Regions from separate parts of the Homo sapiens genome. Here regions 2, 3 and 4 are each linked to region 1. The links are chromatin loops, found by intact Hi-C in ENCODE. Cell type or tissue: natural killer cell. All regions are shown on one strand. Each heading gives the region's core, and the rest is flanking DNA. Links, peaks and the distances in the headings are about the cores only. Region 1 overlaps ARHGAP31 (Rho GTPase activating protein 31). Region 2 overlaps B4GALT4-AS1 (B4GALT4 antisense RNA 1). Region 3 holds the start of TEX55 (testis expressed 55). Region 4 has its middle 61 kb from the start of IGSF11-AS1.

Evidence for each region. Peaks named below come from ENCODE experiments on the same cell type or tissue, not always from the same donor. Only the 100,000 strongest peaks of a DNase experiment are listed, where the experiment ranks them.
Region 2: it touches region 1 in a loop (16-fold over the local background); 50 of 110 quality-filtered maps call a loop at or near these places.
Region 3: a loop joins it to region 1, with 4 times the contacts of the local background. A loop is called at or near these places in 14 of 110 quality-filtered maps.
Region 4: it touches region 1 in a loop (11-fold over the local background); 12 of 110 quality-filtered maps call a loop at or near these places.

The regions. Positions count from the first base shown.
Region 1 is chr3:119,349,561-119,357,082 of GRCh38, reverse strand. The region is part of intron 1 of ARHGAP31 (Rho GTPase activating protein 31); the gene reads right to left. Among named protein-coding and RNA genes, the nearest start is that of ARHGAP31-AS1, 31 kb to the right of the region's middle. RefSeq lists enhancers at 4,971-5,020, 4,818-5,515, 7,037-7,522. In natural killer cell, for the core only: no CTCF peak of the experiment used is centred there; DNase peaks (open chromatin) are centred at 3,642 and 4,742; H3K27ac peaks cover 359 bases.
Region 2 is chr3:119,272,409-119,279,930 of GRCh38, reverse strand. The region is part of intron 3 of B4GALT4-AS1 (B4GALT4 antisense RNA 1); the gene reads right to left. Among named protein-coding and RNA genes, the nearest start is that of ARHGAP31, 18 kb to the left of the region's middle. RefSeq lists an enhancer at 4,718-4,887. In natural killer cell, for the core only: CTCF peaks have their summits at 4,493 and 4,696; a DNase peak (open chromatin) is centred at 4,830.
Region 3 is chr3:119,141,911-119,149,432 of GRCh38, reverse strand. TEX55 (testis expressed 55) reads right to left here and starts at 3,268. Exons shown (of 3, transcript NM_152539.3): 1 at 1,846-3,268; 2 at 1,110-1,253. The coding sequence starts at 3,243. It also overlaps a transcript of IGSF11 not described here. RefSeq lists a silencer at 3,717-4,011. In natural killer cell, for the core only: a CTCF peak has its summit at 3,854 (motif pointing left); a DNase peak (open chromatin) is centred at 3,852.
Region 4 is chr3:118,877,839-118,885,360 of GRCh38, reverse strand. No RefSeq gene overlaps it. Among named protein-coding and RNA genes, the nearest start is that of IGSF11-AS1, 61 kb to the left of the region's middle. In natural killer cell, for the core only: CTCF peaks have their summits at 2,626 and 2,828 (motif pointing left); a DNase peak (open chromatin) is centred at 2,810.

The DNA.
Region 1 (7,522 bases), core at 1,694-6,693:
GGCAAAGGTACCTAAGTTTGTTAACACACAGTGTTGGCAAGGCTATGGGAAAACAAGTACTCTCATGCACTGCAACTGGCAGGGGAGATTGATACAACCTCTGGAGGGCAATTTGACAATATCTGTTAAAATTATAAGTGCACATAGCTTTTGACCCAGTCATTCTTCTTCTAGAAATTTATCCCACAGATATTCTTGTACATGTGACATGTAAGGTATGTGCAAGGCTATTCATTACAACAGTTTTCATAATTGCACAAGATTGTCATCAACAGCAGGTTGCTAACATAAATAATGGAAGATTCACATAGTGGAATACTATGTGGTCACTAAAAAGAATGAGAAAACTTTTATGTACAGACATAGAGTGGTCTCAGATATATTGTTAGGCAGACCAGAATAATGGTATGCTAGCATCTGGTTGTTTTTTCTTTTTTTTTCTTTTTTTTTTTGAGACAGAGTCTTACTCTGTCACCCAGGCTGGGGTGCAGTAGCACAATCTCAGCTCACTGCAACCTCTGCCTCCTGGGTTCAAGTGATTCTCCTGCCTTAGCCTCCTGAGTAGCTGGGATTACAGGTGTGTGCCACCACACCTGGCTAATTTTTGTATTTTTAGTGGAGACTGGGTTTCACTATGTTGGCCAGGCTGGTCTTGAACTCCCGACCTCAGGTGATCTACCTGCCTCGGCCTCCCAAAGTGCTGGGATTATAGGTGTGAGCCACCGTGCCCAGCCATGGTTTTTTTTGTTGTTGTTGTTAAGAGAGAATGAAAGATTAAATATGCACATCTATTTATATATGCATTCAATATCTATGGAAGAATACATAAGAAAGCAATAATTTTAGTTGTCTACAGGAAAGAAACTGGAAGCTGGGGCTAGCCCTTTGAGTAAGAGAGAGACTTCTCACTGTATATTCTTTTGTACTTTTGAATTTTGAACTATAGGAATATATTACCTTTTCTGAAGAAAATTGTCGAATAAATTTAATCCTGCAGATATTTACTGCAAGCCTACTCTGTGTCTAGCACCAAGTGTGAGGTGTTGCTTGTTTCTGATTCATCTCCATTACTAAGTTGTGAGCTCCTTGGGGACAATGAGGACAGTCCCGTGTCTTATTCATCTAGAATAGCCTTGAAAACAGAAGTACTCTCTATTCACAATAGCAAAGACTTGGAACCAATCCAAATGTCCATCAGTGATAGACTGGATTAAGAAAATGTGGCACATATACACCATGGAATACTATGCAGCCATAAAAAAGGATGAGTTCATGTCCTTTGTAGGGACATGGATGAAGCTGGAAACCATCATTCTGAGCAAACTATCGCAAAGACAGAAAACCAAACACCACATGTTCTCATTCATAGGTCGGAATTGAACAATGAGAACACTTGGACACAGGGTGGGGAACATCACACACCGGGGCCTGTCGTGAGATGGGGGGATAGGGGAGGGATAGCATTAGAGATATACCTAATGCAAATGACGAGTTAATGAGTGCAGCACACCAACATGGCACATGTATACCTATGTAACAAACCTGCACGTTGTGCACATGTACCCTAAAACTTAAAGTATAATAAAAAAAAAGAAATTAAAAAAAAAAAAAAGAAAACAGAAGCACTCAAAATGTTTTCCTGAACAGGAGCTTGGTCATTTTTCTCCAGATGGATTTTCTGGGCTCCTTTGCTATCTGGATTCCTCAAAGAAAATAGTTACTAAGTGTCAAGCATGGCTTTAGGTGGGTTTTTATTTGTTTGTTTGTTTTATAGCATTCTCCATTCTATAACTGTAGACAACCCATGAAACAGACAAAATGATCTCCATTTTGAAAATAGGAAAGTTGATTCTCAGAGAGAATAGATAAATTGCCCAATGGCCTGGAGCTAGGAAGTGCCAGAGTTGGGATCCAAACCCAGGTGTGTGTGCTGCCAAAGCCCATGCTTTTTCTGTGATACCACAAGTGATGAAGAATAGAAAAAGCCCCAAGCTACACCTACCATGGTTCAAACACTCCCCAACAGGAAGGCAGGTCCTATAGTGGCAACTTTGGAGGTGTGATTTGAGGAGAGTGGATTGGCTCCTTGCCGTTGACTGCCAAAATGCCTGAAATCCTACCACTACAGGTCTGATCTTTAAGTGTTCAACAGCTCATGGTTAATATCTATTTTTAAGTTCCTTTTGAAAAAAAAATAGCAAAAAAGTTTGAAAAATTAAAATTATATATAAATATAGAGTACAGAATGTCTCTTTAAAAACTACCTCTTCCCCAGTATATTAAATAATAAAAAATGACACACAATGGCAGGTGGATCACCTGAGGTCAGGAGTTCAAGACCAGCCTGACCAACATGGTGAAACTCCATCTCTGCTAAAAAATACAAAAAAAAAAAAAAAAAAAATTAGCCCGGCATGGTGGCGGGTGCCTGTAATACCAGCTACTCGGGAGGCTGAGGCAGGAGAATCACTTGAACCCAGGAGGCAGGCGGAGGTTGCAGTGAGCTGAGATGGCACCACTGCACTTTAGCCTGGGCAACAAGGGCGAAACTCTGCCTCACACACACACATAAAAACCACACACACACACACACACACACACACACAAACCACACACACACACTGAAATGTTAATAGTAGTTACTGCTAAGTGGTAGAAAATCAATGATTTTTGCTTTTCTCTATTTTTAATTTTGCTTTTCTAAATTTTCTGTGAAGGGGATATAGTAAAAGCATTTTTTTTAAAAGAAAGAAATGGGATTTTACAAAACAAGTTTCATTTAGGAAGATGGAGGGGCTTCTGAAATCAGTGACCCAAGTTCTAAATGTTTGCTGAAGTCCTTTCCAGTGACCCTGTTGAGGTTATTACCCCTTGTGAAGCAGAAATATTTGCCCAACCTGCTGGCCTGGGATGGCTGAGGACTAGCTCTGCTATCCTGCTGAGCAAGGCAGCCTGGAGCCCGGTTCCCCGGGTGGGGGTCCCTGCCCTCCTCATTTTTAGGCTCTCAGATGCCAAGCCAAACCAGCACTTTCCTGCAGAGGTGTCCAGGTCCTCCTCTGGTCCACTCTGTGACTTATCCCTGCCGGGGCCCTCAGGTCTCTGCTGTCAATGCTGTCTCTTTCCCAATGACAGCGATTCTCCTTCTACCAAAGCAGATGCACTGAGGGCCCATCTAGAGGAACAAAAGGTAATAAGATCTTTGCCTTCAAGAAGCCAAGAAGGGAATGGGTAATTATTGTGAAACTAGTATGCAGTGGTCCCTGAGCTACACACTTTTTTTTTTTTTTTTTTTTTTGAGATGGAGTCTTGCTCTGTCACCCAGGCTGGAGTGCAGTGGTGCAATCTTGGCTCACTGCAACCTCCGTCCTTCCAGGTTTAAGCAATTCTCTGCCTCAGCCTCTGGAGCAGCTGGGATTACAGGCCCATACCACCATGTATTTTTAGTAGAGACAGGGTTTCACCATCTTGGCCAGGCTGGTCTTGAACTCCTGATCTCGTGATCCACCCGCCTTGGCCTCCCAAAGTGCTGGGCTTACAGGCGTGAGCCACCGTGCCCAGCCTAGCTATACACTTCTTATCCATTATTTGTACCCAGTGCAATCCTCACAGTCACCTTATGAGGGAGGTATTTATCTCTGTTTTGTAAATGAAGAAACTGAAGCTCAGAGGTATTACGTCACTTGGCCAGTATGAACATATCAAACAAAATATGCTAAGGGCCCTAGACAGGCACAAAAATTGTAACAAAAGTTCTTTTAAAAAGATTACAGCTGGTGGGGAAGTCAGGCAGAGCTTTTAGATGTTGAACAAGAACAGGAAATTGTGTGCGTTTTTAGAGAGCCAGCTGTCTTGAGAGGGACCACGTTGGGGAGTGCTGAGACAGGACCCTCATGCTCAGGGGCTCACAGTGTTGTGAGCTAAGTGGATAAACAACCAGTCAAGGTGCTGCAATAAGAACTCTGACACTGGTGCAGAGGAATGATTTGATATGATGTGAGATGCTATCATATGATGTAATTGACGTGACGCAATATACATTACAATACATGCAGACCGCTCATCTAAGTGCCTAGCATATAATAAGTACTTAGTAAATGTCATACACTTTCTTTTGGGGCAGGAAACAGAGAATAGTATAAACAAGGTGAAAGGCAAGAAATAATGTGGTGAATTCCAGGAATGCTGACTAGACCAGTCCAGTGGAAGAGAAACATTAGGGAACTTGGGGGCATTTTTACTGACTGTCTGGGAAGATTGCATTCTATCTTGATCTCTACTTCCAGATAAATCTTTCTAAAACACTACCTTGATGATAAAGCTCCCCTACACCAAAACAATCAATAGCTTCCCATTGCCTGTAGAATAATGTCCAATACTGGCAGCTTTGGGACTAGACCTTCAGCTTCCTCATCAGGGCCAACCCTGAAGTTCTTCCCTTCAAAGAAATAGGCTTTTGTGTGTGTGTGTGTGTGGGAAGAGGGAGGGGAGGTAATCTAGAAGAAAAGACTTGCCACAAAAAGAAAAAAATAAGGAGTCCCTTTAGGGTCAGAAGGGACAACCTCTCGTGGTTCGTCAACGAAAGGGGAAGTGAGAGGACTCACTCTTCTCTAGCTGTTGCCTGAAATTTCTTTAGGAAAGGTAAGAGCCTATCTGACTCACACATAAAAGACTGGTTGAGAGTGATGAAAGTGTCTGGGTCCACAAGTCATCAGTAGCGAATGAGCCAGTGGGGAGAGCTTAAGAGGGACTCCCACAGGGTGCCTCTGGGTGTGTGTGTTTGGGGTGGGAGTGGTTGTGGCTGAGGAAGGGTGGTGCTGAGTAGAGAAAAAGATTCAAATGCTGTGAACATAGAAAACAAACCTGCAAGACATCCCCATGTGACCTTGGTCTTAGAGCTGGCCCTATTCATCTTGTACATAGAAACTGTACAGAAGGGTTTTGTCCCATTGATGAAGCTGCTGTGCTTTGTGTAATTGATAAAGGCTTATGTGGTTCATCCTTTCTACTGTCTGTGGAGAAAGCTTTGTTATTAGGAGATTTGTAGGGGGAGACATCACTCACTCCATGGGGCTGCTGATGGAGGACAGAAAGATCTCAGTCAATCCCCAGCACATTCCTAGGCAACAACAACTCATTTAAAATCATTTAAATCCTCAGTTTAACTGCATAAAGCACACATCAGTGGAATCACCTGATCAAAGTTTTATTTACTGGATGAGCAGCTTTCTTGCCACCTGCTCCTTGGGATACCACTGGTGGAGGCTCTTAAGTGCTAATGGATACAGAGAACGGCCGCATGTGCCTGAGAGTGAGCCCCAGGGGAGAAGGTCGTGAACTGAGCAGATTAATGAGAGAGAAGCAAACTTGTTTCTTGAACTGTATGCTTCACTAACACTGATCATCTTAAGAATGAGGACAATGTAAATTTTTTTCTACTCTGAGTGTGTCCAGGCCACCTCTCTTTTTTTTTCTTGCATACCTCATGGGTGCTTATGGGGATGAATTAACCATCATTATTTCATTTAATTCTTAAAACTCTGAGATGTAGGCATTACTACTCCTATTTTCAGATGGGAAGCTAACATTCTGTATGGTTAGACAACTTGTCCAAGCTCAAACAGCTAGTGGCAAACTGGGGTGCAGTTATAAGTCTGTTTGAATCCAAAATTCATGCACTTTCCAGTACATTTTATAAGCATAACCTCCACACTAGGGAAACCAAGTCACAGACCAAGAATGAGGAAGACCAGAAAGCAGCAGAAGGTAGAGACTGACTTCACAACTAAGTGCAACTTGATGAGAGAGAACGACTTAGATAACAAATTAAGAAACATGGATTCTTGCCCTAATCTACACGTATGAGATTCTTGACCTTTTAGGAGAGTAACTTTCCTCTTCTTTGAATTCCCCTAGGTATCTTCCAGGCAGTAGGTGCTGGGGTACCCAACAGTTACAGCAACATGAACCAGTTGTATGTCCTCCAGCAAATCAGCCACTGCCAGCCTCAGACTTTCATCTGTGCTAGAAACAAGTTCTGGATCCAAATGATTTCTGGATCCTTGTGTTTCTTCCAGGTCTAACCTCCTTCTAGGATCTGTCAGCTTCTTGGATGACACTGGGAGGAGAGGCTGGGCTGGAAATTAAGAAGGCAGATTCGGTTTCTATCTGCCAGTGTTCAGGTCCTGACTCCTACCAGCTCTGGTTTACAGCTAGGTCTTTCAGGACAAAACATTAGGGTAATTTTTTGTTTGTTTGTTTTGTTTTTGTTTCTCATTTGTACTGTTAATGGTTCCCCAGCTCACTCCACCCATATAAACGGAAATTTCTGTTAAATAAAATATAAACTTCAATCTCAAGAGGTTTATACATATCTCCTTTGCTATGGCTAGACTCCCCTTAACCCCAAGGCTATTTTTATTTTTACGGGGGCTGGAATCCTCCAGGGACTTAGCTCTAAAAGACGCCTAGTTCATCTGAAGGTCCTCTCTGCACTGATCTCACCATGCCCTAAGAGTGAGAAATCCCTTTTGCTTATTGTACCCTCTGGTTTCCCAGGCTGTAGAGCTTCCTAATGGTTTCCAGACCTACGGCACTATGGGGGCTTCTCGTTTTTGTATTTTTCTAAAATCAATTTTACTGACGGGAGATGGGGAACATTTATAAAAAATGACGTCATCTTGGGCCAGCTACGACTATGTGAAGAACAGCCAGGTAAAGCTTATCAGTTCCTCGCTGTGCCCCAGCCCCCACACCAGCATCCTTTCATTTCCTGCCCAATATTCCCGAGCCACAGGCAGCCATTGTTTCCAGAACCGCTTTGCTTGGAAGCCTTGGTACTGAGGCCTCCCAGCGCTTCCTGTTGTTACCAGGCCTCTCTTTCCTGCTGAAAACAACGGCACTTCCCTGCAGTTTGTAACCCTTTTCAGGCAATTCATTTCTTCCATGAGCTTGTTCAGTGTTTGCAAATGCAGAGTGCTCATTACATTTATTTTAGTTAACAGTTTTCTTATTCTACAAGTAGTGCAAGTTAAAAATAAAGATGAGCAAAAGAAAAAAAATCACCAAATCTCATCCCCTTCTATTAGCACTGAAATCTCTTTGGTGTTCATGCTTTAAGATTATCCATCTATGTAAAGAAAATTTACCACAAGACTCAGGGCTTGAATAGATGACCATTCTCAATAGTGGAAATGGAAGCAGGGAAGCCTGCCCAGAAAGCATTCTCCTGGAGGTTCTCATATATTTCTGAGCAAAAGGGCCTCCCAGGAGCTTAAGAAGAGTGCAGACTCCAGGAGATTCCCCTGCAAATTCTCAGGACTACACTTGGAGATCTTCTTTAAATAGTTTGTTAAATTTGGGAGCGGCTCATGGGGCAATTGAAGAGGTCAGGGAGGAGGGACAGCCCATTGTTATCAGGACTCCAGGAATCTCTTCAATCCAGCTGCCTGCCAGCTGCTCCAATGAGCTTTTGAAAACACAGATCTAATTGTTTGTCTATAGCAAGGAATGCTAAGTTCTTCGT
Region 2 (7,522 bases), core at 1,621-6,620, 77 kb after region 1:
CCAGTGGCCCAGAGGGAAGAAGCCTGGCAGGGTGTGTCCCAAGGACCTCACATTGGATTCTGGGGTCCCTCTCAGCAGCTGGGTTTGAGATGATTTCTCTTGCCTCTTGTGCTGTATCTTTGGAGTTCCCACACTGGACAGAGTCTTTGGGTAGAAAAACCTTCATCTCTCACAGAATACAGCAGTCCTCAGGAAAGAGAATGAACTGTCCATTTGACTTATTTTTAATAATCTTGTTATATTTTGTTGCCTCATTCTGCCCTGCTCCCCCTCTTGCTCTGTTTCGCACCCCTTTGGGAACGTTGCCTCTTTCTAGCTGAACCAGGGAAGGAGCAGAACCCTGAGCTCAGTCTGTCTCCCCCCAGGGTCTCTGAATACTGGAGCCAGCGATTTTCTTAGGTGGGTGGGGATCTGTCCCGCCCCGTTCATTGTGTTCCATGGTTTCCTGTCCACTGCCTGTAACCCTTTACCAATCTGCCAGGCGCCTCTTAACACAAAAGGGAGGAGATGGGGGAAGGGAGTACTGAGGAAAAACATCCCTATAAATAGCCCTCTTGAACAAAATTGTTTTCCCCAATACACAGTTGTTGTTAGGCCTTGATGCCTAGTAATCTGCCTCTGTACGCTCTTCCCCTTCCATTTCAGCCCTCCCTACAGGCCTGGTTTTCCTACTCAGTCCTGTCCATGAGATGGAGGTGCTGTAAAGGTTCTTGTAAACATTCGTGTCCCCAGAGGCTCCTCCCCAGCTCTGGGCACACAGACTGTGGACTCAGGCCAACCTGGGCTCCATGCCTGACTCTGCCACTGATTTGCCCAGTGGTTGGACACATGACTTAACTCCTCTGAGCCACAGTTTTCCCATCTGTTAAATTGGAGTGATAATATCTACCTTGTTAGACTGTTGTGAGGATTAAATAAGATAATGAAAATGCCTAGCACTTTGTTTATACCGAGGTAGAAGCTTGATACATAAATGAGAGTGATTTTTATTGTCTTCTCACTGAGCGATTCTTCCATTTCCTCCATCATTATCCAGTTTATTCATGTCTTTTTCACATTTCCTTATCCTGATCCCTTGTCCCATGTTAAATATATTTATAAGACTTTAAGTTTATTTTATTGTCATTAATTTATTTTTACCATTCCCAGTTCCAACATAGTTTGAGATGATTTCCTTTACACATAAGTGCTTAGAACCTGGAAAATTTTTCAGAAAGGGCAAGACTGTTTCTTGTAAAACAGTTTTTCTTTCTTTCTCTTTCTTTCTTTCTTTCTCTTTCTTTCTTTCTTTCTTTCTCTTTCTTTCTTTCTTTCTTTCTTTCTTTCTTTCTTTCTTTCTTTCTCTTTCTTTCTCTTTCTCCTTCCTTCCTTCCTTCTTTCTTTCTTTCTTTTTCTCTTTCTTTTTTTTGACGGAGTCTTGCTCTGTCACACAGGCTGGAGTGCAGTGGTGAGATCTCGGCTCACTGCAACCTCCGCCTCCCAGGTTCAAGCGATTCTCCTGCTTCAGCCTCCCGAGTAGCTGGGACTACAGGTGCGTGCCACTGCCCCCGGCTAATTTTTGTATTTTTAATACAGGCAGGGTTTCACCATGTTGGCCAGGCTGGTCTCGAACTCCTGACCTCAGGTGATCCACCCGCCTTGGCTTCCCAAAGTGCTGGGATTACATGCCCGAGCCACCGCATCCGGCCATAAAACAGTTTTCTAACACGGAGGGCACATTGCTTTTTGTGGGCTATTTGGGAAATGGTTTTGATTGTGGCTCACACTTTTCTTACATCTCTGGTATCCCAGGACCTGTTTTCATTCCCATCTCGGGAATACAGTATGCAGAAGTTAGTTTGGAGACAAGAGTTATAACAGGTCAAACATACAAATTACCCTCGATATATATTCGCTCCCCTAAAGTTGTGAACATTTGTAAGTTGGATAATATAGGCCTGTTGTTTTTCATTCTACCTTTTGGATATATGTTTCCAAGCTTGTGGTGGGGGGGTGGGTAGAAGTGGGGAGAAGGGGTTCCACTTTGTAATCAAAATCACACTTGAATCTTAACATTTATTTCAGAGAATATTCTTCTTTTTTCAACCTTCAATACACAAGTATTTTAATCTCCATTTTGATCTTAAAAGAAGCTAGTCAAATACACACAGATCTCATTTACTTATGTGCTTTCTCAAAGTAAGATGCATATGTATGCATGTAGGTATGTATATATCTATATCTATTTCTATATCTGCATAACTCACATTAATTTGATTTTGTGGAACCTGATTATTTAAAGCAGCCACAGGTTTCTGTTCTAATTCTAGGTATTTAGCAGAACTTTTCCTTATTTAAAAATTTTTTTTGAGACAGGGTCTGTCTCTGTCACCCAGTCTGGAGTGCAGTGGCACGATCTCGACTCACTGCAGCGTCCACCTCACAGGTTCAAGCAATTTTCGTGCCTCAGCCTCCCAAGTAGCTGGGGCCACAGGCCTGTGCCACCATACCTGGCTAATTTTTATATTTGTAGTAGAGACGGGGTTTCACCATGTTGGCCAGACTGGCCTCAACTCCTGACCTCAAGTGATCTGCCCGTCCTGGCCTCCCAAAGTCTTGGGATTACCAGCATGAGCCACTGTACCCGGCCAGGTATTTAGCAGAACTTTTTCAATTGGGTATCCACCTGGATGTTTTAAAAAATTTTCTATAATATTAACTTGCCTAGATTTACTCTTGAAAAGGATTCCCCCATACACCCACATTGCTCAGATAGTCCTGATTTCAAACATTCTGCCCTATAGTCAAACCATGTGCCAAAAGATGTGTTCTGATTTTCGCTTTAGAAAACATGGCTAATGTTTTGAGTTGAACTGTGTGCCACCAATTTCAAATGTTAAAGTCCTAACCCCTAGTACCTCAGAATATGACCTTATTTGGAAATAGGATGGGTACTACTAATTAGTTAATATGCAGTCAAACTGGAGTAGGGTGAGTCACGAATCCAGTATGGCCGGTGTCATTATAAAATGGGAAATGTGGACATCCTCCCTGTCTACTTACACAGGGAGAATGACATGTGAAGATGTGAAGATGAAGGCAGAGATTGGAGCGACGCCTCAAGCCAAGGAGTGTCAGACGTTGCCAGCAAGCCACCAGAAGCTAGGGAAGAGACATGGAACAGATTCTCTCTCATAGCCCTCAAAAGGAACCAACCCTGCTGGCACTTTGATCTCAGACTTCTAGCCTCCAGAAATGTGAGATGATAAATTTCTATTGTTTAAACCACCTGGTTTGTGACACTGGCAGCCCTAGCAGATGAATACAGCCAACATAATTAAGGAACAGAACTAGCCCCCAGTCCTGCAATGTAATCTATTACTTTAATGATCGAATTGGTAGCAGTCAAACCTCAGAAGTCTTTCTTGGTGGAGCCCCCAGTAAATACCTGTATCTCTAGCTGGCACTGAGATTAAGCAATTTTATACAAATGCTGGTTTCAGCAAGGAGCTCCAGTGGAGGTAAAGGAGGATAGTTTCGGAAACAGCCAAGGATTCACCTGACTATAGAGGTTGCTGGGAGGTGGGAGGTTGCGGGGCTCCTTCCCACATGCTTTCATGTTTTCAAAGACTGTTCTTGTAGCACCAGAGACAGGAAGCTCTGTGGAGCCACTCTATCAGCCCTGTAGCCTCCCTGAGCTGGCTTCTCTGGCTCTGGCTCCCTGATCCTCCATCCCCACCTATGCCTCTGCAAGGGACTCAGTGAAGGAGCTATCTCCCTGCTACATTCTGGGAGCTGAGCACTGAAATTTTTAAGGAAATGTGCAAAGTCTGTTTACATACAACATTTATACATTTATTTGGCCAGCCAGTCAATAATTTACTAAGCATTGTCTGTATGCTAGGCCTTGGATTCGGTGCTGAGGACACAAAGTTGGAAAGACACCATCCAGGCCCTCATGAAGCCCTCGTTTTTGTGGCAAGAGAGAGATGCACTGTGCAACAAATGGTATGATGGGTATATTGAAGTTGGAGTACCTGATTGGCTGGCAGAGTCAGAGGGCCTCTTAGAGAAAGTGACCCTTGTGGAGACTTGAAGAGTGAGTAGTTGCTCCTGCAGATAATAGGGGAGAGGGTTTTCAGGACAGCAAGAATAGCATTTCTAGAGTCACAGAGGCGTGTGAGATCAGGACTTGCTCAGGGACTGGAAAGCAAATCAATGCGGTTGGGTGTGAGAGAGATTGGTGATATACCGGCTTGTCCATAAGGTGGGACTGTGTGTGTGATACCATTGATAGAGTTGATCCTTTAGTGGGGAGCCACTGGAGAATTTTGAGCAGTGCAGGCTCAACTACATCTGGCAGCAATGTAGGAGGCTGGGGAGGAGGGCGGAAAGCTACGCATTCTTCCTTGGTGCCTTCCCTCTCACGTTAGCGGAAGGTTGAAATGCATCCTGGATAAAATGCCGAACTTCCAGAATGGGACTACTTAGGCTCACACCCTATCCCCATCACTGGCTTTACTCCCACAAAGTTATGAAACCTAGATATGAAATCAGATGGTATAGTAAGGAAATTTAATTTACCTGCATTCATACTGTATTTTGCGTGGAAAATAAATCAGATTAGGTTCTGGAAATGGTGGAGTTATAAGTTTAGCCTCTATTCCTAGAAATGATTTGTAAGACCATCATCACAAAGCTAATTTGCATGCCCCTTAAACTGTATACAAAATCTTGGCCTTTTACGAATTGGCTTGAATTATTAAAGTGCCCTAGCCTTCCAGAAGGGTCACTCCAGTAATGGTTAACATTTGAGATGTGGGTTTGCCATCTAGTGGGCATTTTTGAATGTGTATGTGTTTTAAATACACATGCATCACACACACACACACACACACACACACACACACACACACACACTCTCAGAGTTTCCATCAGTAGTTCCTAATCTTTCTACCTCATCCCCAGCACTTAAAGGTCAGGATGGTACTTTGGACACATCCGCATTTGTAAAAGTGACTTAGTTTACATGTGGGAGGTATGAGGATGTTTTATGATGTGGGAATACCAGCATCACATGGAGGGTCTCTTCAAACTTTGTGTACTTCACATCTGCCTTTCTTGCTCCCCTGTGGCAATTACTAATCTAGAAAAAAGAGAGAGAGATACTTCACCACTAGAAAGGCACAGTGACTGCTCCATAGCAGATACTCGGTAAAAATTAGCTTCCTTCCTCTTCTCCCTATGACTTCTCTCATAAAAGCTATATTCCAAATTACAGCTTTAATAGTTTTGTGTGCACTTGGTGTGTAAAGCACTTTGTAGGCCCAGTGAATGCAAAGATGAATAAAACCCAGTCCCTATTTCTAAGATGCTTAGAGGAGAGAAACTCGTAGTTTTACAACTATATTCTAGCAGGCTATGTCTCAAATCTTTGACTGTAGTAGATTTTTTAGAAATAAGAATTTGGTTTTTCTTTAGAAGTAATAATACAATGATGCTGGCCTAGCATGGTGGCTGATACCTGTAATCCTAGCACTTTGGAGGCTGAGGCAGGCAGATTGCCTGAGCTTAGGAGTTCGAGACCAGCCTGGGCAACATGGTGAAACCCCATCTCTATTAAAATACAAAAAATTATCCGGGAGTGGTGGCACACACCTGTAGTCCCAGCTACTCAGGAGGCTGAGGCACGAGAATTGCTTGAACCGGGGAGGCAGAGGTTGCAGTGAAGCAAGACTGCACCACTGCACTCCAGCCTGGGTGACAGAGTGAGACTCTGTCTCCAACAAAAACAAACAAACAATAATGCTAGTTTTCCCAGACTAAGAAGAAGCATCCTTGTGATAAGGGATAAAATGAACATCAGGGACAGCTTGATTTATATTTGAAAGGACCGAGACTTAGAAGACAATAGGCCCAGAAAGAGAAGGGAGAGAAGTGGGGAGTAGAGGAAACTAGAGACAGTGTGGGATGCATTCTGTAAAGGTTTGAAGATGGGGGGAGAGAGTTTTAGAAGCAGCTACCATATGGTGTGAGATATTGAGAGGTTGGGCAAGAAGATTTTAAGAGGTTTTGTTATGTATTATAAATGGAATCCCCCTTTGATGCTTTCATGGCACTGAAGTAAAAATTTAAATTGCCTTTCTGTTATTTTTGGATATGGGTTAGTGTTTCTTTGGAAAATAGTACCATGCAGAGACAGGCTATGAAGTGGCTTAGCTTTATCTGGAAAACATAAATGTTCAGACCATAAAACTTTAAAAATAGATACATTATACTTTCCTCATGTGCCTTAAACCTAAAATTAAACAAAACCAAAATGATGAAATTGTATAAGGAATGTCTATTTTAACAGTAATACATGTACTTGGTTAAAAAATTCAAAAGTATAGAATGGCATTAAATGGAAAAAGAAAAACGTTTCCTGCTTTATTCTCCAAACCTCCCTTTCACCCCCATGTCTCACCACCCAAAGGTAACTAGCTTCTAAAGAGTTTGTTTTTAATTCTTTTTTCCCCAATAAGAATTTTTATTATTATATATTTTTTAAATTTTACTTTAAGTTCTGGGATACAAGTGCAGAATGTGCAGGTTTGTTACATAGGTAGACATGTGCCATGGTGGTTGCTGCACCTATCATCTGGTCATCTAGGTTTTAAGCCCCGCATGCATTAGGTATTTGTCCTAATGCTCTCCCTCCCCTAGTCCCCCACCCCTCGATGGGCCCTGGTGTGTGATGTTCCCCTCCCTGTGTCCATGTGTTCTTATTGTTCAGCTCCCACTTATGAGTGGGAACATGGTTTTCTGTTCCTGTGTTAGTTTGCTGAAAATGATGGTTTCCAGCTTCATCCATGTCCCTGCAAAGGACATGAACTCATCCTTTTTTATGGCTGCATAGTATTCCATGTATATGTGCCACATAGTATTCCAGGTACATGTGCCACATACATATACACATGTATATGTGTATATGTGCCACATTTTTTTTATCCAGTCTATCATTGATGGGCATTTGGGTTGGTTCCAAGTCTTTGCTATTGTAAATATGCTGCAATAAACATACATGTGCATGTGTCTTTGTAGTAGAATGATTTATAATCCTTTGGTATATACCCAGTAATGGGATTGCTGGGTCAAATGGTATTTCTGGTTCTATATCCTTGAGGAATCGCCACACTGTCTTCCACAATGGCTGAACTAATTTACACTCCCACTAACAGTGTAAAAGCATTCCTATTTCTCCACAGCCTTGCCAGCATCTGTTGTTTCCTGACTTTTTAATAATCACCATTCTAACTGGTGTGAGACGGTATCTCATTGTGGTTTTGATTTGCATTTCTCTAATGACCAGTGATGATGAGCTGTTTTTCACGTTTGTTGGCCACGTAAATGTCTTCTTTTGAGAAGAGTCTGTTCATATCCTTTGCCCACTTTTTGATGGGGTTGTTTTCTTCTTGTAAATTTGTTTAAGTCCCTTTTAGATTCTGGATATTAGCCCTTTATGAGATGGGTAGCTTGCAAAATTTTTTTCCCATTCTGTAGG
Region 3 (7,522 bases), core at 785-5,784, 210 kb after region 1:
ACAGCTCCATGCATGTTATTGCCTCTGAAGACCTTCCAGTGGGACAAGTTGTGAAGGTGGAAGACAGTGATATTGATGATCCTGATCCTGTAGGCATAGGCTAATGTGTGTATTTGTGTCTTAGTTTTTATCAAAAATGTTTAAAAAGTAGAAAAATAAAAGTAAAAAAAATTTAAAAATAGAACCACGGTTACAGAATAAGAATGTAAAGAAAAACATTTTTGTATAGCTGTACTATGTGTATTTTAAGCTAAGCATTATTACAAAAGTCAGATTAAAAAAAATTAAAAATTTATAAAGTAAAAAAGCTACAGTAAGCTAAGGTTAATTTGGTTTTGAAGAAAAATATGTTAAAAAATTTAGTGTAGCCTAACTGTATAATGTTTCTAAAGTCTACAGTATTGTACAGTAACATCCAAGGCCTTTACACTGACTCACCACTCACTGACTCGCTCAGAGCAACTTCCAGGCCTGAAAGCTCCATACATAGTTAAGTACTCCATAGAGGTGTACCATTTTTATCTCTCATATGGTAATTGTACTGTATGTTTTCTATGTTTAGATACACAAATACTTCCCATTGTGTTACAATTGCCTACAGTATTCATTATAATAATGTACAATACAGGTTTGTGGCCTAGGAGCAATAGGCTATGCCATATAGCCTAAGTGTGTGGTAGGCTATATCATCTAGATTTGTGTAAGTACACTGATGTTTACACAGTGACAAAATTGCCTAATGATGCATGTTTCAGAACTCTCAGAAGATATCCTTGTTATTAAGCAACACGTGATGGTATAATACTTCTGCCTGGATTGCCTTTTTCTCTTCTTTTCAATTGATAATATTTTGTCCTTCCTTCCTAGACTGGCTATTTAACCCTTGGCCAAGTTTTTCCCTATCAACCAACCTACCTGATCTCTAATCCCTCTGAATGGCTTCATATGATGGTATCATCTATTTGGTGTTTATCATTTACTACTTATGGTAACTACATCTTAATGCACTTATTGTCTTCTCAATTAGAATATATCCCTTTTTACAGAATACACTCTTTCTTGTACCTCTTGAAAAACTTATAATTAAAGAGAGGAATTGAGAGGTTTACCTGGAATATTTGCAGAATGTGGTGTTTTTCCATGTATTGGAGTGAAACTTGGTAAGGATCTTCATAAACTATAGAAGGGAACCTTCTATAAGTTTGATTGCGTATATGATAACCCTTTCCTTGGTCAATTTCTGAAAATTCATCCTGAAATTTAAATCCCCCCACCAAAAAGTCCTTAGTAAACCTGAAGGGCCTAGGAATTGTCATTATCAGTGAAACCTGATGTTGATGAGATCTTAACACAAGGAGTTGGAGAAAATACACATTTTTAAGAGAGACTTGGATAATCCTCCAGGTCTCCAGGTGCAATATAATGCACCTCATGTCCTGGGAGGTACCTTAGGCATTGCCAATCAACTTCAAGTACTTTTTCCTTCACAGGGATGTCTAATCAACTCCAAATTCCCTTCTCCTGGTAGAAGCCCAGAGAGGGAAAATGACTTAATATCACAGAGTTAGTTGCAGAACTAGGACTTAAAATGCAGGTTTCCTGAATCCTGGTTTATTAATCCTTCCTGAATGGCCTTTGGGTAGTAGAGAAGGCAATAATTCTCTTTTATTTCCCATCCTTCTCTTGCCCTTCCTGAAATTATGGGTCACACATACCACAACATGTGGGTTTATTCTTTATCCTTGATGCAACATGTGCCCTTCCGTTGTACCCCTATTTTTACTCTCCAGGCCCCGTCTAGATCTCTGATCTCCCAGGTAGGTATCAAATGCCCATTTAACTTACAGATTTGGTTACTATGGCTTGAGTTTTTTCTTGACTGCTGGTATAGTTCAATTTGGATGAGATGGAGGGGAGTCTTGGGAAAAGAGCTTGGTCTTTTGCTTGGAAGTTACTGGTGAATCTGGCATCAACTGGGTTGTAGGGTGGGATAGTGGTTGCATTCTGAGTTTCCATTTCAACTGAAGGCTTGGAATTGAGGTCTACTTGGCTATCCTCAAATTTGCAGGGTTGTACTCTGTAGTCAGCCTCTTTGTCCTCTTTGCTGTTGCCTAACTGGGGAAATATTCTGTCTTCAGACTGGCCACGTGTTTCATAGTAAGACAGCTGGTCTTTATGATTAGCTTGTCTGTCTGCTAAGTGGTCAGTCTGGTCAGATTCAGTGTAGTGAGCATTGTCAACTGGAGGTTGATCAGCATTACTATGAGCTTGGTCAATAGCCTGGTGTTCAGCTAGTTCAGTGGCTTGGCCGTACACTTGGTGGTGAGTCTTTACAGATGTTTTGTGGTCAACGAGGCCATACAATCTGAGGTCAGTCTGCTCAGAAGTTCCTGGGTCAGCCAGGCCAGCCAATCTGTAGTCAGTCTTCTCAGAACTTCTTCTCCTAACTTTCCCTGACATTCTGCGGTCAATCTGTACGGAAGGTCTTTGGTCAGATGGTACGGACGATCCACTGTCAATCTGTACAGAAGGACTTTGGTCAGATGGGACGGATGACCCACTGTCAATCTGCACAGAAGGTCTTCTCTCAGATAGTTTGGATAATCTGTGTGTAATCTGCTCAGAAGTTCTTCGCTCAGCCTCGCCAGACATTCTGCGGTCCATCTGCTCGGAAGCTCTTCTCTCAGACTGGCCTGCCATTCTGTGGTCGGTCTGTCTGGAACCTCTCTGGTCAGATGGCATAGCCAGTCTACCATCAATCTGCCCAGAAGTTCTTCTCTCAGCCTGGGTAGGTAATCTTCGTTCAGTCTGTTCAGCAGTTCTTTCCTCCGTCAGGCCAGACACCTGACCATCACTCTGTTCATGCTGTACATTATTAGCTTGGCTAGATGCCTTGCCTTTAGTCTGTTCAGACGGTGTTTGATTAACCTGATCATCTGCTCTAAGGTCAGAAACATCAGCAGGGTTGGATGCTCTGCGGCCAGCCTGACCAGGTGTACTATGCCCATTTTGTTCAGCTACTCCGTTGGTAGCTTGGCTAAATATGCTGGATTCAGCCTGGCTAGGCACTCTTAGGGCAGTCTGGTCAGCTATTCTGTGAGCAGTGTGGTTATCTGCCTTCCTTTCGGCCTGGTTCTTCTGGTCGTCTTCTTCCTGGCCCTTAGTGTGGCCAGCACTTGAGGGAGCGGCTGGGCTTTCATGTTTCAAGGGTTCAGCCAGAGCCTCTTGCGGAGGCTCTTCCATTTCCTGCCGCGTCCCTGACTGGTCTAGGTTGCCAGGCACTGTGGGTGGGGTTGGGCTGGGTCGTCTAGGCGACCCTCCAGGAACGCCCCATGATTCCCACGGGCTTTGTTCGGGTCACTGCGTGCGTCAGGGAGAGTGGCCGTCCCGCTGTTGTAAGTGGAGGGACGGCAGTCAGCTGACCCTGCAGTGTGCAGGCGAGCGCAGGGAGTACGCCATGTCCTGAGAAGGGGCGATTCTCAGGCTCTGGCAGTTACAGCTTCTCCTCACCCTGCCGAGCAACCAGGCCACGGGGCTCCGTGCATCGCCACCTAGAGTGTTACCCTCTTCCTTGTTCACAGAGGTTCTCCGCAGTGTGTGAGAAAGAGGCCCTCTCTCAGGTACTGCTCCTCTGATTAACATCCCCCACCGCACCTCCAAATGTCAACAGATGAACACACAACCAGCTGCACGAGGACCACAAAACTGAACAGAGGTTGTTGCTATTGCCATCCCCTTTGGGTATAGCTGTCTTGGCAGTGGAAACTCCTGCCCCAAGGTGTTTTCTTGCTGGATTAGACATGTGATCTGTGGCGGGAGAGCCAGAGAGAGGAGAGAAGATCCAGTGAGAATGGGTTCTAAAACTGCACCATCTAGTGGTCTTACAGCAGAGAGGCGAGTTAGAAGGAGGCCAAATCAGAGTTCCAGAAAGGAAGGGAGTAAGGAAAGTGGGAGAAAGATACCAGAAGGAATATTTAGCAAGTGGAGAATTTGTATTTGATAGTGTTGGCCAGTGGGGCCCAGTTTTTGAGATTTGGTCCTCCCACTTTGCAATCAACCTTAAGAATGCACCTCAGAGTCAGTAGGCTGTCTACTTTCAGGAGTAGGCCAGTACAGAGGTGGTGATTGATGAGACAAATTACTTTGACCTTGCAAAGCCTGAAATCACTGAGGCAGGCCAAGGGTTGGTAGTGTGATGCCAGATATTCCTTTAGTAGGGATTTAACTGCATTAAACAATTAGAAATGAGACTTAAAATCCAAATTCAAATACTTGTGACAAAGGAGAGTGGATACACTTGACACCATACTTAGGAATGGAAAGGGGAATCTAAGCACACTGAAGTAAAGTCATTTATGTAACAGTGCCTAGAACATAATAGGTGCTCAAGAAGTGCTTGTTGAATGTCACTTTATGAATTATCTACCTTATTTATTTAAAAATGCATGACACCATTGGATACTGTGTTTAGAGTAAAATAGGTCTTGGGCTATGGCTTGTAGCTTCAAAGTGCTATTGGTTTTGGAGATTTATTTTTCCATTTTATAACTTAAATGTAATAATCATAGAAATATAAAAAAGAAAGCGTAAAGAAAAAAATTCCCAAACACTCAAGAGATAACCTGTATTGACATTTTGATGTTTATCCTTCTGGAAATACCCCCATGCAAATCTATGTGTCTATATCTATAGGTATGTATATATTTTACAAAATGATGATTTATCAATTTGAGATCTTTTTTTTAAATGTAGCTGTTTTATAGTTACAAATTTCCCTCTGAGCTGATGCTTTTGCTGCATCTCTCAAGTGTTTGGTGTTATGTTTTCATTCATCTGAAGATATTTTCTCATTTTCTGTGATTTTTTTTTCTTTGACACATTGGTTGTTTAAAAGTATGTTGTCTAGTTTCCAAATATGTATGAATTTTCCAGTTTTCCTTCTCTTATTGATTTCTAGCTTCATTCTGCTGTGTTCAGAGAAGATACATTGTATGGTTTCAATCTTTTAAAATATATTAAGGCTTGTTTTGTGGCCTACCATATGGTTTATCCTGGAGAATATTCCATGGAAAGAATGTGTATTTGCTTTTGTTGGGTGGAATGTTCTTCATATGCGTTAGGTCTAATTGGTCAATAGTGTTGTTCAAGTCCTATATTTTCTTACTGGCCTTCTGTCTAGGGTTCTACTCATTATTCAAAGTGAGAAACACAAAAAATCAGCCGGGTGTGGTGGTGTGCACCTGTGGTCCCAGCTACTGGTGGGCTGAGGTGGGAGGATTGCTTGAGACCAGGAGGTTGAGGCTGTCTGAGCCATGATTGTGCCACTGCACTGCAGCCTGGGCCACAGAGTGACACCCTATTTCACACAAAAAAAGTGGGGTATTAAAATCTCCAACTATTATTGTAGAACTGTTTCTTTTTCCCTTCAAATCTGTCAATGTTTGCTTCATATAATTTGAGCTTGTTGTTTTCTACAAATAATTATTTTCTATAAATAAATATTATAAACAAGAAGAAATAAAGTCTTCTTGTTTAATTGACGCTTTTATCAATATATAATGCACTTCTTCGTCCCTCATAACATTTTTTGACTTAAAGTCTATTTTGTCTGATAATAGTATAGCAGCTCCAGCTCTCTTTTGGTTATTATTTGCATGGCATATCTTTTTCCCTAGTTGTATTTTCAACTTATTAATGTCCTTGAAACTAAAAAGAATCTTACACTATATAGTTGGATCACATTTAAAAAAATCTATTTTGCCAATCTTTGTCTTTTTATTGGAAAGTTTAATCCATCTACATTTAAAGTAATTACTGCTATGGAAGGACTTCTGTCATTTTGCTATTTATTTTTACATGTTTTCTGTTCCTCAGTTCTTCCATTACTACCATCCTTTGTGTTTAGTTGATTTTTTTTATAGTGTATCATGTTGATTCCTTTCTCATTCCTTTTCTGTATATATATTTTTAGTTATTGTCTTAGTGGTTACTTAGAGATTACAATTGGCCTCCTAAACTTATAACAACCTATTTTGAATTAAAACCATCCTAGCTTCAATGGTATACAAAACCCTGCTGTTATATAATACATGTCTGTCTCTACTTTTTTGTGTGTTATTGTTGTCACAAATAGCATCTTTATACAGTGTGTACCTATTAACATAGATTTATTATAATTATTTTGTACATCCATCATTTAAATCATACATAAAAAGAGGTTCAAACCAAAAATACAATGCTGGCTATTAAATCACCTATATAGATACCAAAACCAGTATTTTTTTATTTCTTCATATGGCTTCAAGTTACTATATCTTTCATTTCTACTTGAGGATATCCTTTTAGAATTTCTTGTATGGCAGGCCTACTATAGATGAACTTAGGATTTGTTTATCTGGGAATGTCTTAATTTCTTCTTTATTTCTGAAAGGTAGTTTTGCTGAATGTAGAATTTCTGGTTGATGGTATTTTTTTCAACTGTAAATATGTTGTCTTACTGCTTTCTCACTTCCATGAATTCTGCTGAGAAATTGACTGTTCACCTTCAGTATCTTAATATGTGAGGAATCACTTCTTTTTTGCTCCTTTCAATATTTTCTCTTTCAAAATGTCTTTCTCTTTTGAAAGTTTTATTGTCATGTATCAGTGTGGATCTTTTATGTTATTCTTTTGGAGTTTGTTGAGCTTCCTGAATGTGTACAATCATTTCTTTTATCAAATTTGTAACATTTTCAGCCATTACTTCTTTAAATATTTTTTCTTTCCCTTTCTCTCTCTCCTCTTTTTCTGGAGCTCCCACCATGCATAAGTGGTACACTTAAGGGTGTCTTATAGGTCTCTGAGGCTCTATAAATTTTTCTTCATTCTTCTTCCTTTTCTTCAGGCTGAAGAATTTCAATTGACCTATCTTCCCCTAGCTCTTTGAACATTTTTAAGACAGTTGATTTAAAGTTTTGGTCCAATATCTGTGCTTCCTTAGTAGCAGTTTATTTTAATTTCTCCTAGCCATACTTTGTTGTTTCTTTGCATACTTCATAATAAAAAAACAAAAGGTAAAGTCTGGACAGTTTGTATGTTACTTGCATCATTCCGTGGGCATGCATGTGCTTTTCTGGATGTCCAATACATGCAGACACTTTTTTTTTTTTTTTTTTTTTTGAGATGGAGTCTTGCTCTGTCGCCCAGGCTGGAATGCAGTGGCGCGATCTCGGCTCAGTGCAAGCTCCGCCTCCCAGGTTCACGCCATTCTCCTGCTTCAGCCTCCCGAGTAGCTGGGACTACAGGTGCCCGCCACCATGCCCAGCTAATTTTTTGTATTTTTAGTAGAGAGGGGGTTTCACCGTGTTAGTCAGGATGGTTTTGATTTCCTGACCTCGTGATCCGTCCTCCTCGGCCTCCCAAAGTGCTGGGATTACAAGCGTGAGCCACCGCGCCCGGCCAGAAACTTTTTGATACACTAATTATTCAAATAATCTCTCTCCCCAGCTTTTCCTCCCAAACTTTCAGTGTGTCCGTTATTTAA
Region 4 (7,522 bases), core at 844-5,843, 470 kb after region 1:
AGTCTGCCAGTCTCCAGCAATTAGCACATAACCATGTCCCAAAGACACTTCCTGACAAATAGGGAGTCAAGGGGATGCAGTGGGAAGAAATATGCCGCAAAAACAGTCATCTGCAATGTAACATGAAATGGTGCAATGTTTTTTGTTTTTTTCTTTTTGCTTTGTGTTGTTTTATCTAGGTTAAAATGTAGGTGATGTTATAGGATGTGCATTACACTTTTTCACTTTCTTGTTACTTTTAGATCTGGGGCATTGATTGTTCAGTAGCTGTAGGGTGACACTTACTGCAAATTCTATGAAACTGCAACCCTTAAAAATTCAACATTTGGGTTGAATATTTGAAGCGTGATGAATTAGTAATGACAGATCCTACAAGCCCCACATGAAAATCAGTTTCACTGTGCCATGGAATACTCATTCTTCTTTAATTGATGTGCTTCTGTAAACGGAAAGCCAGTTATGAATTATACTTGAGTGCTCACACTGTGCCCTGTGCTGCCCCCAGGTGGTGGAGGAGGCAGTGGGCCGACTGGGTGGTGCACTGGATTGGAATCATCACATTGCCAGCTGTGTGCCACTCTCTAGCTCTCTAACTAAACCCTACCTTGCCTACACAACTGGATTGTTATGTGGATTAAATATTGTGTATGTAAAAGCTCTGTAAATTCTGTGCATAAAGTGGTTTGCATTTTGCATATATTTATAGATCTAACTTACACCACAAGCCTGGTAAGTAAGTTGTCTTTTATCCATATGTTGAAGACAAAAAAAAAAAAAAAAAGCATAGGAAGGTTAATTGGCACAACATCACAGAGACACTAAGTGGCAGAGCTGGGATTTGAATCCCAGCTTCAATATGGCTCCATAGTCTTATGTTGTTGTTATTTATACTATACAATCTCTGTGTAATTTTTTATTGCTATGTAAATTATCAGAGTTTAGTGTCAGGAAAGCACCATGAGGACTGAGGTTGCCTCTCAAAGGCAACTATAGTTGAATGAAGGAGCTGAGCCTAAGATTACTAAATCTGAGCTTCAGAGCAAATGTGAGCTCTACAAGGGAAAAAGCACAGGGCATGTGGTTAAAATTAAATCTAAGCTCCAAGGGGCCTGATGGAGGAACAGGTTAGACCCTCAGAGGAATCCGGGATCTGGCCACAAGCATTGAGAAGCTGGCTAAATGGACTTGCAGATTCAGAAGTGGGAATCCAGTGGAATTCCACTCCTGTGATACTATGATTATGGTGTAAGTAGAAAAAGAACTGGTCATCAAGGTGTGACTGGATGGACAGCTATTAGTACCTTCCTAATCTCCCTTGCCTTGGGATTGCATGGAATCCAGGGTTTCTGGGCTGTTTAAATCTACAAGTGGCAGTTAAATGGATGTATGTGATGTGTGCCACATCCCTTCTTTTGGAGACCCATCTTCCTTCATTCTGTGTGGCTCGGGTGGGGCTGAACAGCCTCTTCATTCTACCCTCAGGTCCAGAGAGGAGCATGTGGCCAGGCCTGGGCAATCAGAGCTTTGTTTGCCTGAGCTATTGAAAACAATGTTGGTTAGAGTTGGTTCCATTCCCCTGGCCTCAGTGATTGATTCATGGAGGATCATGTGACATCATCAGGACCAATCAAAGCTATTGAAATTGCATTGTCTTTTCTTCTGTGACTGTGAGGTGTAAGCACAACATAAGCTGCAACTACATGTGGGCCATCTTCCCCAAAGTATCTTTTTGGAGAGGATGAGCCCAACATGCAAAGAAATGCAAAACTTAGCACACACCATACTATTTATTTAAGTTCCTGGATCCAGCCCTATGTCAAGGGTCTAGCTTTAGATCTGCACTGTTTAATATGATTGTCATTGGCACATGTGGCTATTGAGCACATAAAATATAGCTAGGCCAAGTTGAGATGGCTGGAAATGTAAAATGCATACCACATTTTGAAGATTTTGTACACAAATTTTCAAATGTCTCAATAATTTTAACATTCTGATTACATATTCAAAGTAGAATAATTTTGGATATACTGAATTTAAAAAATACATTCCTAGAATTAATTTTACCTTGACCTTTCAGCTTTCCAAAGTGTGTCTACTGGTAAGCACTTTTAAAATTATGTATGTGTCTCACACTATATTGGCTAGTGCTTCAGAGACAAAAGCCAATCGCCTTTTTCACTAATTCTAATTTGACTTGAGTTTTTGTCACTTGCAAATGACAGAGTTAGGACAGGCCCATATTGGGTCCCAGCTTGGGAAGTTAGGAAGACACAGGACTGGGAAGCAGAGTCTTGCCTAAGTCATCAGGTGGAGATCGCAGAACATTTGGCTCTCCATGTAAGTGGCTTTTGTGACCTCCCAAATCACATTTCTTTTCCTCATTTTTCTTCTGAGTTCTAGGCACAAATTTCCAGATACCGGCTAGATCTTTCTCTTTATCCATTCCATTACCACACAATCAATATGTGCATAAGCAAGCCTCCAGGTCCCTGTGCTCAACCGTACTGAAAGATTCAGTCATCCTTGACCTCACCACCCTCCCCTGCCTTTTGATTTCCAATCAAAAGACTTTTGCGCCAGGATGAACTTTAAGTTCCTCTAGTTGGGTATAATCTCATTTCACAGATATAAAAACTGATGAGTCAGAAAGCCAGTGGAATCATTCTCCATGCTCTTTGCCTGCCATGGCCCTTCCCCAGTGACAGAAGCAGGCAATTTCTTGATTTCTGCCTCTACCTTTCCCTGCCTCCTCTGACTTCTCTTATAGCTGCTTGGGTTAAATAATCTGCTTGATCACACTGCCCCCTTGTGGCACCAACAAATGTTGGTTAGTAGTGCTGAGCAGAGGAACCCAGGAAAAGTGGAGTCAAGGATTAGAGAAGCTATGTTAATTTTATCTCTGTTTGCTTATTTGTTGTTATGCAAGAGGAGGCATATATTTTGGACTCATTTACTTATCAAATTAGTATTAGAGAACAAGCCATATTCAATAAGTTAAAAATAACATACTTCAATGTTAAGGGTGAAAGAGAAGAAAGAAATAGAAAGGGAATCATTAGGAGTAAGAGATGAGGACAGACCTCAAGAGTGAGACAGAGAAAGAATAACAAAAGGATATTTTCAAAAGAAAGAGACAAGGAAAGATGCTGTGAGAAGCACAGAGACACACAGGAAAAGAGACCTTTAAATGAAAAAAGCAGTCACTGCAGAGTGAGTGTTCCGCAGAGGCCAGTGTTGTCTTCCCAAGAAAGATTTCTAGAGGGTCAAGAGAAGGGCTGGGGTCCTTTTTGGGTGGTGATAGAATAGATGGGCCAGCTGAGGGAAATCGTGAATTGGACTTAGGGAACTTACAGCTCAGACTCTGGACAAAGCTAGGCAGGCAGGGCAGGGTGGATGGTTTCAAATACAACTTGATGTTCCCTCTCATAGCTCCTGAGGCTTAGTGCCAAAGGGCTGTCTCTCAACTTCCTGTGGAAGGCACTGTAAGAGACTGAAGATGGAGGTTACCAATGGAAGGGTACACTAGAAGCCAGTGACAAAGCATGTCCCTCCTGTGTCAGACCATATTTGTCAGCTCCAGCTGCCATAACAATCTGCTATGGACTTGGTGGCTTAAACAACAGAAATTAATTTTCTCACAGTTCTGGAGGCTGGAAGTCCAATACCAAAGTGGCAGCAGGATTGGTTTCTGGGGAGGCCTCTCTTTCTGACTTGCATGTGGCTGCCTTCTCCTGTGCCGTCTCATGGCCTTCCTTCTGTATGCACATGGAAGGAGAGTGATCTCCAGGGTCTCTTCCTCCTCTTATAGGGACACGAGTCCCATCCGATTAGGGGCTCACCCTTAAAACTTCATTTAACCTTAATTACCTCCTTAAAGGGCCTGTCTCCAAATACAGTCACATTTCGGTTAGGGCTTCAACATATGAATTGAGGCAGGGGATGCACAATTTATTCCATACCAGGACCATGTTAGAACATTGGAACCTTGGTGATAAGAAAGCCTCTCCCACCTCCACAGTGTGGCAGGCACGGGAAAGAGCAGCAAAACACCAAGGGATGGAGGGATATGACAAGGAGGTAGCAAGGGGCTGGAGCAGGTGGCTGGGGGGACGAGGTCTGCTCCTTCGGAGGTTGTCAGGTCTTCTCATCATCTGCCATGCAATAGTGATAGGAAGAACAGGGTAACTTCAGTCCTGGGGGGATCAGAGGTGGAATTTTCTCCATTACCATAAAGATGAACTTGTAGTGACTCTCCAGCACAGTGACCCACTCATAGAGCTCTATCATGGAAAGGGAGGAGCTCTGGCAGAGTGGGGCTCTTAGCATTTTCACTGGCAGAGGCTTGGTTTTGTTTTTAAAATTATTCATACCTTTCTCAGGCTTGTGAGAGGTAATCCTCTGCACCACTATCCTTTTGTCTCCCAGTCCGCTTCAATCCTCACCTGTCTATCAGCCCCCATCACTTGCTGTTTGTTTACCTTACAAGTGATGGGGGCCGATAGACAAGTGAGGATTGGCCAAGGGGAGTAGGAGAGAGAGAAAGAGTCAACCATGCCCCCGACCACAGCCATGCCCCCCCCAGCACACACAGATGAGCCCCACATAGATAGGCTAATGAGCCTGAGGTACTTTCCGTAGCAGAGAGTCTTCATTACCTGACCTTCTGGTTTAGCGTTGTTAAAGTCCCTAATGCTAGGTGGTGTTTTCCCTGTCATGGTGTGGGGGGAACTGTGGCTCTTGTTCCTTGCCCCTGAGATATAGACAGCATTGAACCGAATACTGGGATCTACTTTTGGGACTGGGAGTTCCTCTGCATTCACTCGTCATGCAGCAAAGTTGGCATAAAACCAGCTGGAGGACCCTCTCATGGTGAGAAGTGGTTAGTTCCAAATGCACCCAAAAACCAGCCTCTCCTCAAACCTGCGAGGAACGTAATGGAGCAGAATTATAATTAGTGTGATTACATATCAGATACAGTTGGTAGAAGAAGAGAAGCAGATGGTGACTGGCAGCTCACACTCAAAAGAGGCTGGGCCTTTTTGCAATTGGAAGAGGAGAGGCAACAAAGGGGCTGAGAACTAGTGAAAATAATCAAGTTGCCATTTAGGTTCAAACACCTTGAAGGTTATGCCTAATCCATTTAGAAAGCAGGCACATCCAGATGAATTTCACAGAGTTTGGGGTCCCCTGGCCGGTAGCCACCTTTAGTGGATATACATAGCTACTTTATCAGAGGCAATGATAGGAGAAGACGCAGCAGGAAATTTTCAGAAGTGCAGCATATCCACAACAAAGTAACTCGTGGACACCCCTAAGGCTTGTCTCTTCCCTCCCTCACATGCAGATGCATGAGCTAGAATGTAAGCAAAACCCGTTCAGTAGCAGAATGACCAGAGTAATCCACTCTACTCTGGAGGGTTTGCATCCAAGTAGCTAAGAGCCACTGCACAGCTGACCAGCAGGTGGAAGAAACAGGAGTTTAGAGATTTCCATGAGAGAAAAGTAAGGGAATCAGTACTGGGCATTTCAGAGGAGCTGTCCTGCCCAAATGTGAAAAGTAGAAATGGCCTTTCTGCCTTAGTGGTCAGCGAGCTCAGAGAAGCAGCTGGGCTCCTCTTTCCTGGGCTGTCTGCTTCCCAGAGTTCTCGCCTTCTGAAAGTCCCATTTGCTGTTGCTGTTGTCTGAGATAGAGTTGAAAGCCCAACACTTTGGGGAGAAGGTTATTTCTTTGCAAGGTTTATGACAATTAGTTTTAGTGGTTGTTAAGTTGGCTATCACAGTGTTCAGAGTTTCAAGGTTAACATGCCTTTAGGTCACACTCCACATGCCACAACTGCTTATGAGACTGGCAACCAGTCCTGGGTCTCTGAAATTGTGGGTGGTGCCTCTGAAGACACTTGTCTCCTGAGATTCGGCCAGCCAGATGGTTCTGCCTTTACCCTACAATCGCAGCAACCCCAGAGACTCAACTGACTTTTTGTTGCTTACTTATATTGCAGGAGAAGCAATTCATCAGGACCTGCACACCGAACTAAACTGTCACAGAATTTTACAAAGTTCAAATCCTTTTTTACTTTAGGGTAGGAGTTGGCATACCTTTTTTGTAAAGGATCAGGTGAAAAATAGTTTAGGCTTTGTGGACCAGTTTCTGTTGCAACTACTCATTTCTAACATTGTAGCATAAAAGTACCCATAAACAATATGTAAATGATTGAACATAGCTATGTCCCAATAAAACTCTATTTACAAAAACAGGGAACTGGCTGGATTCAGCACACAGGCTATAGTTTGCTAACCCCTGATGTGTAACATTAAAAAAGAAATAATGCTCTTCTTTACCTGATACCATCACCAGAACAGCCTATATTCCATAATTGCCAAGAGAGATGTGAGAAACTTGAAAATTAAATGTATTTTGGCTGGGCACAGTGGCTCACACCTGTATGCCCAGCACTTTGGGTGGCTGAAGTGGGAGGATGGCTTGAGCCCAGGAGTTCAGGATCAGCCTGGGCAACATGGTGAAACCTCATCTCTATAAATTATACAAAAATTGGCTGGGTGTGGTGGCTCACGCATGTAATCTCAGCACTTTGGAAGGCCAAGGCAGGAGGATCACCTGAGGTCAGGAGTTCGAGACCAGCCTGGCCAACATGGTGAAACCCCGTCTCTGCTAAAATAACAACAACAAAAAACTAGCCAGGCATGGTGGTGGGTGCCTGTAATCACAGCTACTTGGGTGGCTGAGGCAGGAGAATTGCTTGAACCTGGGAGGTGGAGGTTGCAGTGAGCTGAGATTGTGCCAGTGCACTGTAGCCTGGGTGACAGAGCGCAACTCTGTCTCAAAAAAACCAAAAACCAAAACACAAAAAGTAAATATACAAAAATTAGCTAGGTATGGTAGTACACATCTGTAGTCTCAGCTACTCAGAAGGCTGAGGTGGGAGGATTGCTTGAGCCCAGGATGTGGAGGTTGCAGTGAGCTATGATTGCACCCCTATCCTCCCACCTGGGCCAAAGAGTGTGACCCTGTCTCAATTACTTTTTTTTTTAAATTTTGTGGCTCAATAGGTTTTGGCCCTTGATAAGAAGTGGTGTGTATTCCTGATCAATTAGCACTTGAAAGCCCTTTTGGGAAAGAGTTACTGAACAGCGCTCTAAGTGTGCTCCCTGTTGTTCTTTATCAATAGAAAAGTCAAACACCAAGATTACATGCCTCTACCTCGTAAATATGGGCACGATGGAACAATCCAGTTTCAACTGTACCCTATTTATAAAATGAGTCTCAAAAAGGTTCGCAGGTAAAAATAGAAGTAAGGATATCATGAAGTATGTCTTTGTCATTTCTCTGTCTAGATATCTGTCCAGGCTGAGTGTGTGGTGTTGAAGTCTCCAGCTATTACTGAATTAGGGCCTGTCTCTATTTTTAGCTCTAATATTTGCTTTATATATCTGGGTGCTCCAGTGTTGGGTGCATGTATATTTATAATTGTTATATCCTTTTGTTGAATTTACTGCTTTATCA